Linked DNA regions of Mus musculus: region 2 is linked to region 1. A link is a loop called in an ENCODE intact Hi-C map of the cell type or tissue named here. Cell type or tissue: heart. All regions are shown on one strand. Each heading gives the region's core, and the rest is flanking DNA. Links, peaks and the distances in the headings are about the cores only.

Evidence for each region. Peaks named below come from ENCODE experiments on the same cell type or tissue, not always from the same donor. Only the 100,000 strongest peaks of a DNase experiment are listed, where the experiment ranks them.
Region 2: it touches region 1 in a loop (6-fold over the local background); 41 of 42 quality-filtered maps call a loop at or near these places.

Annotation. Positions count from the first base shown.
Region 1 is chr13:111,405,320-111,415,800 of GRCm38, forward strand. No RefSeq gene overlaps it. Among named protein-coding and RNA genes, the nearest start is that of Gpbp1, 80 kb to the right of the region's middle. In heart, for the core only: CTCF peaks have their summits at 5,782 (motif pointing left) and 8,045 (motif pointing left); no DNase peak of the experiment used is centred there; H3K27ac peaks cover 511 bases.
Region 2 is chr13:110,378,171-110,388,651 of GRCm38, forward strand. It overlaps Gm41058 (a long non-coding RNA gene), which reads left to right. Exons shown (of 3, transcript XR_873950.2): 2 at 3,695-3,804; 3 at 4,986-5,113. Among named protein-coding and RNA genes, the nearest start is that of Plk2, 12 kb to the right of the region's middle. In heart, for the core only: a CTCF peak has its summit at 4,557 (motif pointing right); no DNase peak of the experiment used is centred there.

The DNA.
Region 1 (10,481 bases), core at 1,058-9,057:
AATACTGTAGTCCTGTAACCCTAACATCTAATTCAGCATCAGAGCAGACAGGAAGTAGCCTCTACCTCAAGAGGATGCAGGATTGTGAGGTCTCACAACAGCCAGCAAGTACCTGGCTAGTACGTTGCCTATGCCCCATCCTATATACATATGGGTCCTGTTCTTTCTACCAGCATCCTGGTCCCATGTGTGCTGGCTAGTTTTATGACAACTTGACACAAACTAGAGACAGTGGAGAGGAGGGAGCCTCCACTGAGAAATCTGGCTATGAGCCAAACTGTGGGATATTTTCATAATTAGTGATGAGAGCGGAGCAGCCCATTGTGGAGGGGACCATCCCTGGGCAGGTGGTCCTGGATTCTATAGGAAAGCAGGCTGAGCAAGCATCCCCAGCATACTTACCGGGGAGCATGCCAGTAAGTATGGCCTCTTCATCAGCTCCGGCCTCCAGGTGCCAGCCCTGCTTGAGTTCCTGCCCTTACTGCTTTTTCTAATAAACTGTTATATGAAACTGTGAGTAGAATAAAACCCTTTGCAGTGCCCTATAGGAACTTCCAATATCAAACACAACAATGCAGCAGCAACGGGAGAAAGAAAGAAAGAAAGCAATGTTAATCAACATATCAAAAGTTAACATATCAAAACAGTTAAGAGCTAGGGATGTAGCTCAGAGGCAGAGAGACCTGGTGTGTGTGAAGCCTTGGGGCTCAATCCTCATTACAGAGAGAGAGAGAGAGAGAGAGAGAGAGAGAGAGAGAGAGGAGCTACATTATTAGAACCATGAATATTACATAAGTGTGACTCACTGAACTGAGTTGAGCATCTGGTTAATGTGAAAACCCAAGGTGGGTGGATTACAATTTCCCACCCTCAGAAGACTGGAGATTCTCTAGGTGTGGCCCTCCACCCCACAGCATCACCTGAGAGTTTGTATGAAATGCGCATTCTAGGTTCCAGCCCAGATGTTCTGAATCAGAAACTCTCGGTGGGATCGGCACTCTATACTGGAACACACTCTGCTCTAACCCAGTGGCATGCAAACATTTGAAAGCCAGTGGAAGAAACACGTGTGACCATTCAACACGCACGCACGCACCCACCCACGCATGCATGAGCTGTAGCACGAGGCAGTGTGAGAGTGTCTGTTTCTTGTGTGTGAGCCCCAGCTCAGGTCTGGAGAGGGCTCAAAGTGAATATGCGTTCTAGAATTCCAGCCTCAGCCCAGGTCTGGTAGGTCTGGGAAGTTTCTCTGTTTTCTCTTAACCAGCAGGTCCTTTCCTCGAATCTCACAGGGTGAGGGTTTGTGTGCCAAGGTGAGACTGTCATAGTGAGCTGCTAAGTTGCACTGCTCTCATCCAAATTGTATTTTAACTCTGTAACCGAGGACCCCAGAATCCCAGGTCCTATGCTCCTATGACAGGCTCTGTGTTCCAGTGAGGCTCTGTGCAGTTAAGGGCTCTGGTGAACTCAGAGTTGATTCTGTTGGGCTTAGGAACAGAGAAAGCAACTGGAATTTTTCCCTGTGGAAACAAACGCAAGCCAGCCTTCACAGACCTTCTCCCGAACTCTATTTCCATTTACAGCAGACTAGAGGATCCTGAAGACAACTTTCAAAGTCAGATGAAACACACAAAAATATTTTCATGAAAGGATCAAATAGCAAGCGAGAGAGTGAGCAATTGCTTGGCAATGGTCTAGGGGAAACTGGAAATTTGGAGACGCAGGACCTACATCTAGGGCTGTCACTGCCCCTGCGAGGCAGACAGAAGACAAGACAGTACGTTTGTCATTTTATGAAAATACCAGGAAGAAAAAGAAGACTCTCAGGAGATGCCAGTGCTGGGTGAACGGGGCTTCCCGAGGTTGGGGGCGGGGCTTCCCAAGGGCTGTATCCTAGAGAGGACCACGTGTGTGTGTGTGTGTGTGTGTGTGTGTGTGTGTGTGTGTGTGTGTGTTGCTTGCCTGCAGGTCTCAGTTTCTCAGTTCAAGTAACATGACACTGGATTCTATATCTAAACACCTCCAGGCACCTAGTGAGAGTCAAATAAAATCTTCTCCAAAAGAAAATATCGTATTAAGTCTCAAGTTATTTTTGCAAATTAAGCTTTTTAAATCCAAAGTCCAGCACATGACACGAGGTAAAATTGTACCTCTGTAATCGAGGTGACACATTCTTATATTCCAGCATTTGGGAGTCAGATGGAGGAGAACTATAAGTTCAAGGACAACCCTGACTATACAACGCATTCTAGACATAACATAGTTAAGGCATCTTAGAGACAGAGCAGGGGACAACACCACCATTCACCCCTTGTCCTTACAATAAGGCTCAGGTCTGAGCCCTGGACTAAAATTCTGACAGAAGCCAAAGAAACTGTGGAATGCATTGATATATATGAAATAAAATCGCACAGAGTTAGCTGTATGGCGGTCCCCAGTTCAAGAAACATAGCTTCCAATTGCTCTATCGGGACTCTAAGGAATGGAGCAGTCAATCAGAAACTTAGGAAGGGCAAAGACTCCTGGCTGGGGCACTGGCCCTGGGGAAGCATTTGCTGTGGTCCATCTAACTCTGATCCTTGTGTGGCTTCCCAAGCCAACAGCAGACGGACAGACAGAACCCAGCAACATTCAAATAAGGTATTCACGGCTTTCCCATGCAAAAATGAGTTCCCTATTATTTATTCCTTAGGTGCACAGAGAGAGAGACAGGGAGCAGTCTGAAGGAGAGACTGCCACTGACAGACAGCAGTGCACAGTCTTTTGTCATGCACAAATCAAGGCAGGGGGGGGGGCAGTCATTCTTAGCCTGTCTGTGCTGTAGATTTTCCCTTCCTCAGAGCATCAGTACCACAAGTGACCCCTTTGTCTGTGTATCCTCTTCACTTTGAGGCAGGATTCCAGGTTCCTCAGGAGCCATCCAGTATGTGTGTGTGTGTGTGTGTGTGTGTGTGTGTGTGCATGCATGTGTGTATATGCATGCGTGCATGTGTGTGTGCATGCGTGCATGCGTGCGTGTGTATGTGTGTGTGTGTGTGTGAGAGAGAGAGAGAGAGAGAGAGAGAGAGAGAGAGAGATCAGACACATTTCCTACGTTAGTCTGACCTCAAAATGCCTCCTCGGTAAATACGCTGTTGTGTTGTCTCTTATAAAATATCCACCCCTGTTTTTGCTGTAGAAAGACAGAAAGAAAGAAAGAAAGAAAGAAAGAAAGAAAGAAAGACCTTGAACATGCAAAGAATTTTTCAAGTTTCACCTGAGGCTCAAGACAGAGGTATGAAGTCTCCTGGCATGGAGGAAGGGTCACAGAGTCAAGGGCAGGCTGGTCAGAATTTCTGCATATTTCTCTCTCTCTCTCTCTCTTTCTCTCTCTCTCTCTCTCTCTCTCTCTCTCTCCCTTCCCTTCCCCCCTCTCCCTTCCCCTCTTCCTCCCTTCCCCTCTTCCTCCCTTCCCCTCTTCCTCACCCTGTTTCCTTAGAAAGACAATCCCAAATAAACCACAGAAGTTCTTTGAAGCCCAGTTCACCCTTGTACTGGCTAGTTTCATGTCAACTTGACACAGCTGGAGTTATCACAGAGAAAGGAGCTTCAGTTGAGGAAATGCCTCCATGAGATCCAACTGTAAGGCATTTTCTCAATTAGTGATTAAGGGGGAAAGTCTCCTTGTGGGTGGGGCCATCTCTGGGCTGGTAGTCTTGGTTCTATAAGAGAGCAGGCTGAGCAAGCCAGGGGAGGCAAGCCAGTAAAGAACATCCCTCCATGGCCTCTGCATTAGCTCTTTCTTTCTGACCTCCTTGAGTTCCAGTCCTGACTTCCTTTGGTGATGAACAGCAGTATGGAAGTGTAAGCTGAATAAACCCTTTCCTCCCCAACTTGCTTCTTGGTCATGATGTTTGTGCAGGAATAGAAACCCTGACTAAGACAACCATGAAACCTTATATTCACAAAAGAAGTAAACAACCATAATGGGGCAGGCTTCGGTTGAGGTTTTCTGGACGATGGGGTACAGTGTTTAGTGAATAAGATGAACATCCCATGTCGGGAGAAGCAACTTTGGGTGAGGTGCTTGGGGCTATTGGAGTCCTCGGAAAGAGAAAGAGAAAACAGGGAGAGATCATACAGCAGTCACAAACTCAGATTAAGTGGGCCTGTTGCTGCCTTTGCTAGAGTCAGCTAAGACCGCCTCAGAATCAGAGCTCTGGCTTGACGTGGTAGCATGGTACAGAGGCTGTGTTGAATGGCATTGCCCTTCAGAATGAACGCAGAGCTTGATGCATTGAGACCTAATCTTCAAGCTAGGAAACAAGCATTGAGGCTTTATAATTCCCTTTGAAGGATAACAACTCCTGGAGACAGGAAATGAAACACGTTCCCAAAATTAGCCTGCTGATAGGTGGCAGGTGCTGGCGCTGAGACACCCATTCCTTCTAAGACTTCTATCACTCAGCCATTTGAGTAAATGTCCCAGCTCCTGTATCCAGTAGGTGGGGCCCATTGTGTCATGTGCAGTCAAGTCACTGAGGTTTAAAAACTAAGTTTTGATGTCAGTGTAGCCTAACCAAGATCCTGTCACTACAGCGGCTGTAATATACTAACTGCTCCACCCTGTGTGTGTGCGTGTGTGAGCGTGTGTGTGTGTGTGTGTGTGTGCACACGCGTGTGCATGTGCGCGCGCTCGCACAGACTAGTTTAAGTAATTTTCTTGGAAACTTATTTGAATTCAAAATAGACTTGCAGCATTTTTGATAGATTGTGGGTGGATGGATGGACAGACAGACGGACAGTGAACGGGAATACTAGCAATGATCTAGCATGGATATTCGTGTCTTGGGAGCAAACCCCAGTTACACTTCTCCCTGCCACAAATCTATACCACAGACCAACACTAAGAAAAATATAATTTAGTAGAAGAAGGTGAAGTCTGGGATCTACTTCAAATCTGATTCAGGGGCACAATTTTCCTTAAGAGACACTCTCTAGAATGACTTCGTTTTATAAGTGAGGGAGGAGAGGTTACGGAACTCACTCAAGGTTGCATAACTCATGAGAGACCGCCATCATAACCCAGTGCTCCAAGCTCAGTTGGCACCTCTATTAGATGTTTTTACCAGAATATATCACCCAGTACCAACCATGTGAGTCCCGGAGACAGAGCTCCACTCTCTGCCAGCAGTGACCACACTCAGCCATCATATACAGCCAAATGTGGCACGTCTTTTCTCCCACAACTTAGACGGGGGAATCAGAAGCGGCAACTGAGAAGATATCCTGGCTTATCAGTCCCATCTTAAGCAGAGGAAACAGGATTAGAATGAAGCACCGAGCCAAATCCAGCACAGCTTTCTGACTGTCCAGTGCATCCTTCGAGACACTACAGGGTCATCCCTATGAGCACGCTCACAGGACCCCACCCCACCCCACCCCCCAGGGTTTACAATCCGTAACAGAGAGAGAGAGAGAGGCTGCCTCTCCCCAGAAGACTCAGTATGTCCTAAGAGGACCAAAGTTAGCAGTCTTTGAAAATGAACTGAGAGAGGTCCCTGCAGAAACACTACCTACAAGTGTGTGTGCTTGGAAAGCAAATCATGGAGCCAGGGAGGTGATGTGGAGGAAAACACAAAGCAAGCACAAAGATTTGAGTGAGGCTGGGTGCAGAGAAGCATCTTGAATATCAGGGCAGCTCTTTCTTGACGCTAGTCAGCAAACACCTCCTCTTTTACAGGAAAACAGCTTTGGAGCTCGAATGAATTTTTGCCGACAGTGTTTTGCCGCCCTCTAGTGTTCGATTTTTAATTTTAAAAAGGCATTTAACACACCTGGATTAACGTGGCCTTTCATCCCTTCCAGTCTCCTGGAAGTTAATGGTTTTTGGACTGTCATTGCACTAGGCAGATTGAATCACAAACGTCAGTTAAAGACACAAGTTTCGTTGCTGTTTACTAACACAGGATCTTAGTATATAGCTCAGCCTGGCCTTGATCTCACTATCTTCCTTCCTCATCCTCCCAAATGGAACATGCATGCACGATCATGCCTGGTGCATGTTATAATAGACTCTTATGAAAATGTAACATACACATATGAGTGAACATTGTGAACAATAAATATGCTGTACAGTTAAAAAGAAAGCTAGGGTGCTTTCATTTTGTTTTTCTTCACCAAAAATACTGCAAATATTTGAGAAGACAGACATGTTTGTCATCATGTAAACGTCACATAAAATGTACATTTATCAAGACATCATGTGGTACTGATAAATATGTAAAGATGTGTATACCAATTTTAAAATAATACTTCTAAAAATCTAATACTTACCTGACAACTTCTTAGCACATAAATGTCCTTTCTGGGTATAGAATTTCAGTTATGTGCTATGCGTGCATTCTTGAGATCTCATGTGCAATAAAAAGGATGGCCACAACACATAGCCCTGTATTATTCAGTTTAAAAGGAAATTTTTACAAACGTTCTTTCTGCCTCTCCCTCAGATACCACCCACTAAACTGGGTTGCTTGAGTCCCACAAGCAAGGAGGAAACTCGAAAGACCACATGATAAAGCCAGGCTGTAAGTCACTATCTGGGTTACTCTAATATAGTTTAAGAAGAAAGTAACGCTATGCCTGAGAGAAGTCTTCAGTGCTCCGGTGATTTCCCAACCAGATCAGGCATCTGGAGACTAGTGTTTTATGTATAGAACCTTGACCCCAGAGCTTTTGAAAAAGTAGCATCAAGATATATATAAAAGAGAGGCGAGTGCGAGGCGATGTTTCCTGCCATGATGATAATAGATTAAACCATTATCTGAAATGCAAGCCATTTTTTTTTAAGTAAGAATTGTTGTGGCCATGGTTTCCTCTTCCGAGCTATTGAAACCCAAACAAGGACAGGGTATACTTGGACTTGGACGAAGAACCATCAATGAGAAGAGGATGCTAGGTAGGGGACACCAAGGAAAGGGGCGCATGCTGCACACATGCCCCAAGGTCCTAGCGCTCAACCTTCTTCTGTGCTCTCTCATCAAACAACACACAGCCTGCCCCGTGAATTAGCTAACAGCAAAGTTATAGAAGGGATGAGGATGGAGAGCGTAAGACAACCTTGTCTGCCATCATGCCACTGTGGACTGCTGCCCGCCCTGCACTTATGATCACTCTTGGTAACCAGTAGTCAGTGTCTGCTGATAGATATATATACCAATGATCAATACACCACCTCTGTGGAACAGAGGTAGGACTCCTGAATTCCTATTTGAAAGTTTTGTGTGTGTGTGCATGTGTGTATATATATATATGTGTATATATATATATATATATATATATATATGTATATGTATATATATGTATATATATATTAAAGAATTATTACATTTGTTAAAGGACTTGTCATATATGGCAGGATTTATTTTTAAAACTGCCTTACAGAGGTGGACATTCATTGAAGTGGGGCGGCTAAGGATCTAGTGGGAAAGAAAGGTGTCATTCACCAAGACTCTTTGGTACCTTTTTTTTCCCCCAGAGAGTGGGATGGAGTGGAGTGGGGGGACATAGTTTCTCTGTGTAGCCCTGGCTGTACTAGAACTTGATCCATAGACCAGGCTGGCCTCAAACTTGACATCCACCTGTCTTTGCCTCCTGAGTGCTGGGATTAAAGGCATTCACCGCCACCACCAGGCCCTTCGGTACATTTTTAAATGTGTGTTTTGTTGTCAAATTACTTTTAAAAAATACATGTTTTTCCCCAAGGCAAAGTAAAGTCAGTGTCTAAAATGTCTGATTCTGGACCCTGGAATTGGAGAGAATGTGGAGGAGGGAAGCTATCTACTGAATCATTTAGTAGTTTGGTGGCCTTGTTTTTGTATGTAAAAAGCATTTCTTTCATAACTCTTGGGATTCTTGCAACAAGATACCTGTACAATTCTATGCATATATTAGCCTCACTTCCGTCAGAAAAATTAAAGCCATGATACTTTCTGGATACAAAGTTTAAACATTATCATGTGTGCTGTGCGAGTAGACATCAACAGCTCTTTGGCCCCCTCTGCTGGTCACTGAGATATATACCTGTGAAAATGATCTTCGAATATATTTGACATTTGTTGTCATGTCAGAAAAGGAATTATTTCCATTTCTGTGAGTCCAAAGAGCCTTTCTCCTTGGCCGATAATTTCACAAAGATCAAAGATATGTGTTTCTAAATGCTTCATCTGTATACAGAATACCAAGTAGAAATTTGCTAATCCCAGCACTCGGGAGGCAGAGGCAGGCAGATTTCTGAGTTCGAGGCCAGCCTGGTCTACAGAGTGAGTTCCAGGACAGTCAGGGCTACACAGAGAAACCCTGTCTCGAAGGAAAAAAAAGAAAGAAATTTGCTTCTGACTTTTGCTTGCTTTTCAGGTAGATTCGAGGAGCTACAGACAGAAACACTGGAGATTCATGAGTAGTCACAGTCTAAAGTTACTGATCGCTGGGCAGTGGTGGCACACGTCTTTAATCCCAGCACTGGGAGGCAAAGGCAAGCAGATCTCTGAGTTCAAGGCCAGCCTGGTCTATAAGGTAAGTTCCAGGACAGCCAAGGTTACACAGAGAAACCCTTATCTTGAAAAGCCAAAATAAACAAGCAAAAGAACAACAAAAAACCCAACAGTCTAAACCTTCCCCAACTCCTGTTCAGGAGAGGATTGTTCTGGAAGAGAGCCAGTACTAGCGAGAATCTACAAACATTAGGTACTAGATACTATTCTTGTGTATCTGGTGGGCATAGATAATTCCAGGGTACCCTATGGATTGTCACTATTTTGGATTACAAATGCAATATACAATTGCCTTTAAAGCTATACAACACTTTATTGTTTGTAAATTTTTAAAATCTCCTCCAGTCAGGTAGAGCACATGCATGTATCCAAGAACCTGTGAGGAAGCCGGAAGATTGTGAGTTCGAAGAGAACCTGGCTACACTGACTAACTCTGTGGTAAAATTCTGACGTGCAAGCAGTTCACATTCTACCGCTCATAGCAAGCCGAGCGTGACAGCACAAATGTGTAAGCCTGTTTCTTAGTTAGGGTTCTATTACTGTGAAGAGATACTACGACCAAGGCAACTCTTATAAAAAGAAAGCATTTCATTGGAGCTGACTTACAGTTTCAGAGGTTCAGTCTATTATCATCATGGCAGGAAGTATGGCAGCATGCAGGCAGACTTGGTGCTGGAGGAGCTAAGCGTTCTACATCATGATCCAAAGACAGCCCAGGAAGAAACTGTCTTCTACAACCAATCAAGAAGAGGCTCTCTTCCACACTGAGTGGAGCTGAGCATAGGAAGAGATCTCAAAGCTCCCCCTGAGAGCAACACATGTCCTCAAACAAGGCCATGCCTCCTAATAGTGCCACTCTCCGTGGGCCAAGCATTCAAATACATGAGTCTATCACCACCAAACCTATCCAAACCACCACAACTGAGTACCAGTGAGTGGAGACTGGAAGATGCCTGTGTTTGCTGGCCAGTTAGTCCAGCCAATCACTGAGTTCCAGATTCAGTATAAAGAGTCCCTGTGTGGTGGTTTCAGACCCTATCAGGTAACATGAAAAGCACCACACACACTACATACATAGGCTCATATATTTGAATGTTTGATCTCTAATTTGTAGAAATGTTTTGAGAAGAGTTAGGAGGTATGGGCTTATTGGAGGGGTTTTGTCACTGGGGACAGGAGGGAGGTGAGCTTTGAAGTTTCGAAAGCCCACGCCAGGCTCATTCTGTCTTTCCTCCAACTTGCAGATAAGATCTACTGCCCAAGCACCATGCCTGCCTGCCTGCCTGCCTGCCTGCCTGCCTGCCTGCCTGCCTGCCTGCCTGCCTGCCTGCCTGCCGCCACGTTTTCCACTGGTCATGGACTCACCCTCTGAAACTATAAGCAAGTCCCCAATTAAATACTTTAATTAGTAAGTTGCCTTTGTCGTGATGTCTCTTCAGAGCAATAGAACAGTAACTGAGACCCCCTACCCCAAAAACAACAACAACAACAAAACAAGATAAAAAAGTAATAAAGAAAGACACCTGGCATTGGTCTCTACCCTCCACAAGTGCATATAGGAAGCATAAACCTGTATGTATTGTATACACACACAGAAGTAAAATAAAAATTTTAAAACTTCCTTTGGATTATGAAACAAAACATATATTTGTACATTCTTTTAAAGGCATTTCCACAAAATTAAATAAAGGCAACTCCTTAGAATCTATTTTTAAAATCGTCTTTAACTTTTTATTCTCTGTGACCCAAAAATAATACATTTTACCTCTGTGAGTTTCTCTACCAAGGGATAGGCTGGTAAGATGGTTCAGTGGAGAAAGATACCTACCCAAGCTTGATGGCCTGACGTCAATCCTCAAGACCTACTAATGGAAAAAAAGAACTAACTTCTCTTGGTCCTCTGACATCCACAAATGCACAATGTTGCACACACCACACAGACACACACCC
Region 2 (10,481 bases), core at 944-8,943, 1.0 Mb before region 1:
AGATTAGCCAATCCCAAGTTAGGTCAGCCCTAACACATATGAGCAACATTAAGTGATCTCAGCAGGTTGCCTTTATAAGCATCTAGGTGTGCATTTGTAATAATTATAATTAAAGAATAAAAGGCTATGAATTTGAGAAGCAGAGGGAACATGGAAGGAAACAAGAAGGAGAGGGAGGGGAAGGATGCCGTAGATACAGGTCTCATATATAAAGTTATCAAAATATAAATATAAGAAATATGAATCTACACTGGAAGGAATGTAGGCTCTGGAGGACGGGGAGGGAGCTGTGAAGTGCTGACTTCTGGATACAACATTGCTGTTTCACACAATTCTCACAACAGCCGAGGTCACCTGCAAGATACCTGCACACGACCAAGCTGGTTTTGGCACTGATCAAGAAGGGGCTGTCAAATCCCCACCCCTGACAGGGAGTTTTCAGTAGTTAATGGCTATCAATGGAAAGAGAGTTGTTTTTCCTTTGGGGATGTGGCCACCAGTAAATTGTCCATGCCTCAGTGGATGGCCCTATATTGTGCACAGATAGATAGTTCTAATCAGATACAAGGGATTATTAATAATAATAACTATAATATTAATGAAGTGATGATGGAGTTGAGAGGGGAGGTTCTGCAGGCTTGGAAGGAGATAATGGGGGCAGGATGGATATGATCAAAGCACATTGTATTCTTGTATAAAATTATCAAAGACTAAATACCAGACATTCTTGAAATTCTTATGTTCTATGTATGGAAGGGAGGCCCTTGGTCCTGTGAAGGCTTGATGCCCCAGTGTACGGGAATGCTACGGTGGTGAGGCAGGAGTGGATAGGTGGGTGGGGGAGCACCCTCATAGAAGCAGGGTAAGGGGGGATAGGATAGAGAGTTTGCAGAGGGGAAACCGGGAAAGGGGATAACATGAAATGTGAACAAATAAAATATCCAATTTTTAAAAAGACTATTAGAAACATATCCTTCCTCACTCCTTTCTTATTCTATGGAACCGTGCTTTACACACACTTTGCCTTATACTTGAATTTCACACTGTTTGTGTCTGAGATCCTTCCATATCAATCGTTGCCATGGTTTGAGTTCTGTTTTCACAACTGCCTTCAATACCATTGTGTGAGTTTATCGTCATTCATGTAATCCATATTCTATTTATAGGACCTCAGGAGATTATTATTTCTAAATCAGCGATGTTGTACTGAAAGCCTTGAGCACCACGGGGAAGCTGTTTGTTTCTGTGGATGTCTGTGTGTAAACACTCGAGGCTTTGGAAACCGATAATCTGTCACAGCCCAACTCTACTATTGCAGGACAGTACAAGTCTGTGCGAGCAAATGGGCATGGCTATGTCCTAGTTAGGGTGGCTACTGCTGTGATAAACCCAAAGAGGAAAGGGTTTATTCAGCTTATACTTCCACGGCACAGTTCACCATCGAACGATGTAAGGACAGGAACTCAACCAGCAAGACCTGGAGGCAGGAGCTGATGGAGAGGCCACGGAGGAGTGCTGGTTACTGGCTTGTTCCTTATGGCTTTCTCAGCCTGCTTTCTTGGAGAATCCAGGATCACCAATCCAAGATGGCCCCACCTACAATGGGCTGGGCCCTCCCACATCAAGCACTAATTAAGAAAATGCCCTACATGCTTTCCTGCCTACAGCCTGATCTGATGGAGGCATTTTCCATTGAGGTTCCCTCCTCTCAGATGACTCTAGCTTGTTGACATAAAACTAGCCAGCCTGGCTTGCTTTTCAATAACTCCATACAAAACTCACCTTGGGTTTGGTTAGTCATTTGCTAACGCAGGACAGGACAGACATCATTGTACATATAAGGTCCTATTCATTAGATAACTTTTGAGTGAGTCTGTTTTTCTTACACACACACACACACACACACACACACACACACACACACACACATTCAACCAACTTGCCTTTTTCCAAGATTGAACTAACCTCCATTCCCAGTGTATGGAATGTATGTGAATCAACACTTCATCAGTATAACTTGGCCACAAACTGTCATGTTTTACTAGTTTTGTAGGCATCTCAATATACTTTTTAATCCCAGCTTGTTTGCTTTAAATGAATTTAAGCAAACATAAGAGATATTTGTTTTGTTTTGTTTTATCAACCCTTTACCCTCTTTGTAGAAGTTTTGTATTATAGGAAGATGTGCTTTTTGTGATTTGAGGATGAATTTTTAAATATATCATATTTTATTTGCAATGTATTGACTAATGAAATGTTTTTAGTTAATACATGGTGGTTTGGATGAGAAGGGCCCCCACAGGCTCATATGGTTGCATACCTGGTCCCCAGATGGTAGAACTATTGGGGAAGGATTAGAATTTGTGGCCTTGTGGTTTGAGATGTGTCACTTGGGGAGGGCTCTGAGGTTTCAAAAGGCTGGCATCATCCCCAGCATTCCTCTCTCTCCCTTTTGCTTACAGATCAGGATGTGAGCTCACAGCTAGCTATCCCAGCTCCTGTGCCTTTGTACCTCCATCATGGAACAGCTGAAATAATATGCCCAATTGAGTGATTTATTTTATAAGTTGTCTTGGTCATGGCATTTTGCCACAGGAGTAGAAAAATAACTAAGACATTCTTCAAGCATATTAATGAGTCAGTTCTAAAAAACCATGAAGTCTAATTTCTGTTGGCCAATTACTCCTGAGCATGGAGCCTGCCCTGGAGTGTGGTAGATACACCCAGTGTCACAATATTGAAGAAAACTGAATTCCCCTCTACCAGGAGCTATCAGTTGTGAACACCTTCTTGGCTGGGAGTAGGACTTTGGGTTGACTTCCTTAGCAGCATTGAGATTTCGTTCAGCATGAGCTTGTTCAGGTCTTAGGCACGCTGTCACCGTCTCTCTCTGTGAGTTCATATGTATACCAGCCCCATTATATCTTATAAACTTTCTGCCCTCTCTTCTGTATAAATTCTTGAGCTTTTGGGGAAGGGGTGTAATCAAGACAACCTTTTCATGCCGAGCACTCCAAAGTCTGCTCTCTGCAGGATGGGAATTGCTGTGTTATTATCTGCTGCAAGAAACAACTTCTCTGGTGAAGCTTGAGTGATGAGCTGATCTATGGGTACAGCAGTGTGCATTGCTATGTTCATTTGGCAAAATAAATAATGGGAAGTTTTCTCCTAGAGCCCATGGGTGATCTAGCTTTAGATGCTTGGCCTTATTAACAATATCAGGTTCCATCTCATGGGATGGGCCTTAAATTCAACTTTTAAAAGTGGTTGGTTATTTACCTAACATCTGTGCCTCAATTGCATTGGTGGATATATCTTGTAAGCAGGCTATCCTTGTAGCTTGTAGGGTATATATATATATATATATATATATATATATATATATATATATACCCACATACACATATACATATACACACACATACACATACATACACATATACACAAACACATACACATGTACACATACATACATACACATACACACACATTCACATACACACATATACATACATACATACATACACACTCACATAAACATACACACACATAAACATAAACATACATACACACACACACATACAAACACACACATACACACACACACACACACACACACACACACACACAACTTTCTCACCTTACTACTGAGACATGTGCTCATCTGTGCTCATTGCTACTCTCTTCATTACAGCCTGAAGCTGGAAACTGTCAAGGTGCCCATCAACTGACAACGGACAATGAAAATGTGATACACTGACATAATGGGATGACATCGACTATTAAGAGAAATGAAATTCCCAGGTAAAGGGGTGGAGCTAGAAGCAATCAGCTTGGGTGGGCTAACCCAGACCCAGTGAGACATGTGTGTGTTTTCTTTCTTTCTTTCCCTTTTTTGGTAGATGTTAGCTTTTACACTTTAGACTTGTGAGTTCCATTTGGAATACTCACAGAGGTTAAGTAGATCAGGAGAAGATAAGAATCTTACAGGAAGTGAAATAGAACATGAAGGGATAAAGGGAAACTAGAAGAGGAGAATGAACGGGGTGAGGGATGGGGCCAGGGTAGATTAGGGAATATGAGAGCGACACCTAACATTCAGAATGCTTTGAAAGACTACTGGTGAAGAAACGTCTTAAAATCTATACATAAATAAAAGGAATCTAAATGGAGTTACTACATTACGTAGGAGGCAATACTCTGACTGGACATCACATGCTACCAAATAAAACCGCAGCACCAGAAATACGTTATATCTTTTTGAGTTATTGGCTAAAAGGGTCCCATAGACTGATCTGAGCACTAGAAGCCATTGCCAGGGCTTGGTTACCCCTACGACTTGATGGTAAGACCATATTGCTGAAGACACCACATGCCTATGGGAGAGAACATGGAGAAACCAAGATGGCAGTCAACAGGAAGCTTCCACCTACCACCCTGCTGGCTAGGGTGTTTGTTTGTTTGTTCTATGTGTCTGAGTGAGTTTTGCTTTGATCTTAATTATATCTTTTCTAAGCAGCTTTAACCTTAGCGATGCTTGTCATTTTCAACATTGACCAGCAGAGGGCAGTCGAAGTCCAGTCAATAGAGTCGAGGTTCCCAGTTCAATAGTGCACAATCATGAGAGATTGCTGAAAAAAAAAAAGTGTGTGCAGAAAATAGATGACAAAAATTACCACAAATACGTGAACCAGTGATAAGATAAAGGTGACTTTTGACCAGTTATTTTGATACACTTATGATAAGGCTTTTTGTTGTTGTTTGTTTGTTTGTTTGTTTTAATCAAATTACCAAGAGCTGGCCTGCCAAAATAAACACCTCGGGGGTTGAGGGAGGGTGTTTATTGTGTTTAATATTTAAACCCAAAAGTTAACCCTTTATCTCTTTGGAAGCTCATTTACAAAGTGTTGGATGTTAAATTTCAAAGTCTAATTACGTGTTTTCGGAGGAATATAATACAAAGCTTGCTTTCTTCTTGGCTTCAGGATTGGAGTCTCTGAAGTTGAATGCTATCCTCCAAAAGCTGGTGTGTGTTGGACCCAATACCCACGAGGTCGTATGAGTTCTGTTTTCTTTTCTTTTTTTTAGCTTTTCGAGAGACAGGGTTTCTCTGTATAGCCCTGGCTGTCTTGGAACTCACTCTGTAGACCAGGCTGGCCACGAACTCAGAAATCTGCCTGCCTCTGTCTCTCAAGTGCTGGGATTAAAGGCGTGCGCCACCACTGCCTGGCAAGTTCTGCTTTCTTGAAAGGGAGTAGTAACTTTACAAAAGGGATTGCAGGAAGTATCCTGGATCCCATTCACCCTTGGGGACTCAGCAAGAAAGCTGTGACAGAGTCTGCTGGATCTTGGGCTTCCAGCCTTTAGAAATGAGGGCAATGTATTTCTGTTGTTTACAGATCATCCAAATAAAATCACTGTTTTATAGTACCAGGAATAGACTATAATAGCAAGATACCCATTGCAACTCAGAGTCCAACACATCCAAATCTCAGCCTAAAACCTTAGAAGCACACCTACATATTGAAGTGTTCCTTAGGGAATCACTTTCCTCAGGACACGTGATCATCAGAAATGTTTTCCTTGCCTGGAATTAATGGACAATTTTATTAGAGTTGTTTTTGTTTTTTGTTTTTATTGTTTTTTTTTGTTTTGTTTTTTGTTTGTTTGTTTGTTTTTTTAAAACAAGCTGGGGGGTGGTACACACTTTTAATCCCAGCACTTGGGAAGCAGAGGCAGGCCTAGAACTTGTGTTTGAATCTGCTCTAATATTATTTTATTAGCCAAACAAAAAACTCCAAGAGAGGACCTTGATTTTTCTGACATCGTCTGGTGACTGGGAAGGAATACCTACAAACATTCAGTAGCATAAGGACTTTCAATTCAAGCAGTGAAACTTGGAAGTTGCAGTGTGTAATGGTCTGCCCCACACTATACTCTTCTATTCACACATCTTAACTTGAAATGTTCCCTGCATTGAGTCATTGGTCTAGTGTGAGGCCTCTGGCTTCTGCCACACTATCAATACTGGGTCCTCACTGGGACTCCTCTCAGATATCCCATTGCTGTCCTGTGTCATGGAGATCCTGCAGCTTTGGTCTGCAAGGCTGGCCCCTGTCACGTGTTCCGGCAGTTCATAGGTGGGTTAGATGTTGGGGTGGGCCAATTCAGGGCCTGCTGGTAGCTCAGCTGGGCAGCACTTTAGCTCTTCTGCCCCTGTGCCACCAGCTCCCCCACTTTGCCCAGGTGAGGGGCGGGGCCTGCACTCATGTCCTAAGGACAAGCTCTCCAGCACTGTGCCACCTAAAGGGCAGGGCCTGAGTCTGGCTGCTGATTCTTGAATGCTCAAATAAACGTGTAACAATTTTAACCTGCCTCTTTCCATTCTAACACACATACAGCTTGTCTTTTGTCATTTAGGCGTTCGTTTGGTGAATCAAAGTTCCTTTTTAAAATGTTTTATCTATTTTACATCCCAACCGCAGCTTCCCCGCCCTCCTCTCCTCCCAGTTCCCTCCCCACACTTCCTCTCTCCACTCCCTCTCCCTCCACACACATCCAGTCCTCCTTCCTTTTTCTTCAGAAAAGGGCCAGCCTTGATGAATATCAGCCAACCACAGCACCTCAAGTTGCAATAAGACTAGGTGCTTCCTCTTCTATGAAGGCTGCACAAGGCAACCCAGTGTGTATGTGCGTGTGTGTGTGTGTGTGTGTGTGTGTGTGTGTGTGTGTGAGAGAGAGAGAGAGAGAGAGAGAGAGAGGGAGAGGGAGAGGGAGAAGGAGAGGGAGAGGGAGAAGAGAAAGGAGAGGGAGAGGGAGAGGGAGAGGGAGAGGGAGAGGGAGAGGGAGAAGGGAAAGGAGAGGGAGAGGGAGAGGGAGAGGGAGGGAGAGAGAGAGAGAGAGAGAGAGAGAGAGAGAGAGAGAGAGAGAGAGAGAGAGAGAGAAGGGACCCATAAGCAGGCAGTAGTGTCAGAAACAGAGCCTGTTCCCACAGTTAATAGTTCCACAAGAAGGGCAGACTATACAACTATAATGTATGTGTGTAGGGCTTCGGTCAGTCCCATGCAGGCTTCCCGATTGAAGTCTCTCTGAGCGCCTATGAACTCAGGTTAGCTGACACTGTGGGTTTTCTTGTGGTGTCCTTGAGCCACCTGGCTCCTATAATCTTTCCTTCCCCTCGTCCTCAGATTCCCCAAGCCCTGCCTAATGTTTGGGTGTGAGTCTCTGCATCTGTTTCCATCAATTGCTACCTCAAGTCTCTCTGATGAGAACTGGGCTATATGCCCATTTGTGAGTATAGCAGAATATCATTGACTTTTTTTTTTTTAACCATTCATGTTTAGTTCTAGCGTGGGTCTAGGCTATCCAGTCTCAGGGTCCTGGCCCTCCAGGCAGTATCAGAGATGGTTCTCTCTCATGGCTTGGGGTCTCAAGCTGGACTAATCATTGGTTGGCCACTCCCACAATTTCTGCACTTTTACCCCCAGCACATCATGTTGGCAGGATAAACTGTAGGTTGAAGCTTTTGTGGCTGAGTTGTTGTCCCAATCCCTCCACTGGAAGTCTTGCCTGGTTAGAGATGCCCGGTCCAGGCTCTGTATCCCCCATGGCTAGGAGTCTTAGCTAAGATCGCCCTCATTGATTCCTGGGAGTTTCCACTGCACATGTTTCTAGCTCATCCCAGAGATGACCCACCACATTCCAGGAGTCTTTCCCAGTCCTCTCTCCCTTCATACTCCTCACACCTGATTCCTCCTGTTCCTATCCTCACCCCTACCCCTGTCTAGTCCAATATACTCTCCCCATCCACCCAGAATGTCTATTCTGTTTCCCCTTCTCAGTGATATCCAAGTGTCCTTCTCCTTGAGCCCTCCTTGATGCTTTGGGGATTTGTGAAATGTAGCATGGGTAGCCTTTACTTTAAGGATAGCATCGACTTATAAGTGAGTACTCTTTCTGGCTCAGGATGATTTTCTCAAGTTTCATCCAGTTGCCTGCAAGATTCATTATGTCCTTGTTTTTGATAGCTGGATAGTATTCTGTTGTACAGATGTGACACATTTCCTTTATCCATTCTTTACTTGATGGACATCTAGGTTGTTTCCAGTTTCTGGTTATTATGGATAAAGTTGCTATGAGTGAAGTTGAGCAAGTGTCTTTGTGGGGTGGGGGAGCATCCTCTAGGTACATGCCCAGAAGTGGTTTATCTGGGTCTTGAGGTAAATGGAATCCCAATTTTCTGAGAAATCTCCACATTGATTTCCAGAGATGCTGTACACGTTTGCACTTTCACCATCAATGGAGAGTTTCCCTCACTCCACATCCTCACCTGCATGGGCTGTCACTTGTGTCTTTGATCTCAGCCATCCAGACATGTCTAAGATGGACTCTCAGAGTCTTTTGACTTGCATTTCCCTGATGGCTTAAGATGATGAATATTTTAAAAGTGTTCCTTAGCTATTAGAGATCCCTCTGTTGATAATTCTCTGTTTATGTCCATACCCCATTTTTGAAATATACTATTTGGTTTGTTGATATCTAGTTTCTCAAGTTCTTTATATATTTACATATCAGCCCCCTGTCAGGTGTGGGGTTGGTGAAAATCTTTCCCCATTCTGTAGGTTGACATTTTGTCCCTTTGATGGTGTCCATCACCTTACTGAAGCTGTTCAGTTTCGTGATGTCCCATTGATAATTGTTGCTCTGTGTCTGCCCAGTTGGTGTTCCATTCAGGAAGTCGTCTTCTGTGGCAATGAGTTCAACACTATTCCCTAACTTCCTTTCTATTGAGTTCAGTGTGTTTGGTTTTATGTTGAGTTCTTTGACTCACCTTGGACTTGAGTTTTGTGCAGGACGATGATTATGGATTTGTTTGCACCATACATGCTGACATCCAGTTGGACCAGCATCATTTGTTGAAGATGCTAATTTCCCCCACTGTATGCTTTGGGCTTTTTTTTTTTTTTTTTTTTTTTTTTTTGTCAAAAATCAAGTGTCCTAGGTGTGCGGATTAACACCTGAGTCTTTGGGTGGATTCCATTGATCAACCTGTTTATATTTATGCCAGTACCATACAGTTTTTATTACTATTGCTCTATAGTACAGCTTGAAGCCAGAGGTGGTGATATCTCCAGAAGTTCTTTTATTGTATAGGATTGTTTTATCTATCTTAGGATTTTGTTTTTCCATATGAAGATGAATATTCTTTCAAGGTCTATAAAGAAATGTGTTGGACTATGATGGGAATTCCATTTAATCTGTAGATAGCTTTTAGTAACTCATGAGCATGGGATAGCTTTTAATCTTTTGGTATCTTCAGTTTCTTTCTTTGGAGACATGAAGTCTTGTCATACTGGTCTTTCCCTTGCTTGGTTAGAGTTACACTAAGATATTTTATATTATTTGTGAAGGCTGTTGTTTCCTTACTTTCTTTCTCAACCACATATATCATTTGTATAAAAGATACTTACTGATTTGTTTAGTTCATTCTGTATCCAGCCACTTTGATGAAGGTATTTATCAGCTGTAGGAATTCCCTGGTACAATTTTTGGGGTCAGTTATGTATACTATCATATCATCTGCAAATAGCAATACTTTGACTTCTTTTCCAACTTGTAATCCCTCAGTCTCCTTTAGTTGTCTTATTGCCTAAGACTTTGAGAACAATATTGAATAGATATGGAAGGAGTGGAAAGCCTTGTCTTGTCCTTGATTTTTTATGAGGTAGCTTTGAGTCTCTCTCCATTTAATTTGATGTTAACTATTGGTTTGCTGTATATTACCTTTATAGTGTTTAGGTATGTGCCCTGTACCCATAATGTCTCCAAGACTTTATGATGAAGGGATGTTGGATTTTGTCAAAAGGCTTTTTCAGCACCTAATGAGATGATCACATTTTGTGTTTTCTTTCAGTTTGTTTATATGGTGGATTATGTTGATGGGTTTCCATATGTTGAGCCACACCTTCCTCTCTGCGATGAATCTTACTTGATCATGGTGGATGACATTTTAATGTCTTCATGGATTTGTCTTGAGAGTGTTTCTTATTGAGTATTTTAGCATCAATGTTCATAAGGAAAATTGGTCTGAAATTCTTTTTCTTTTATGAGTCTTTGTGTGCTTTAGGTATCAGGGCAACTATGACCTCATACAATGAGTTTGGCAGTGTTTCTATTTCGTGGAATAGTTTGAAGAGTATTGTTATTACCTCTTTGAAAGTCATTAGGGGCTATAGGTCTATTTATTTTGTTTATCTGACCTTGATTTAACTTTGGTAAGTGGTATCTATCTGTAAGATTGCCCATTTCTTTCTAACTTTGAGGATTAAATGCTTTTGAAGAAAGACCTAGCGATCATTTGGATTTCCTTGGTGGTTTTCTTTTCTTTTTTCTTTCTTTTTTTTTTTTTTTTTTGTTGTTGTTATGTCTCCCTTTTTACTTCTGATTTTATTAATTTGGCTATTCTCTTTGCCCACTAGTTA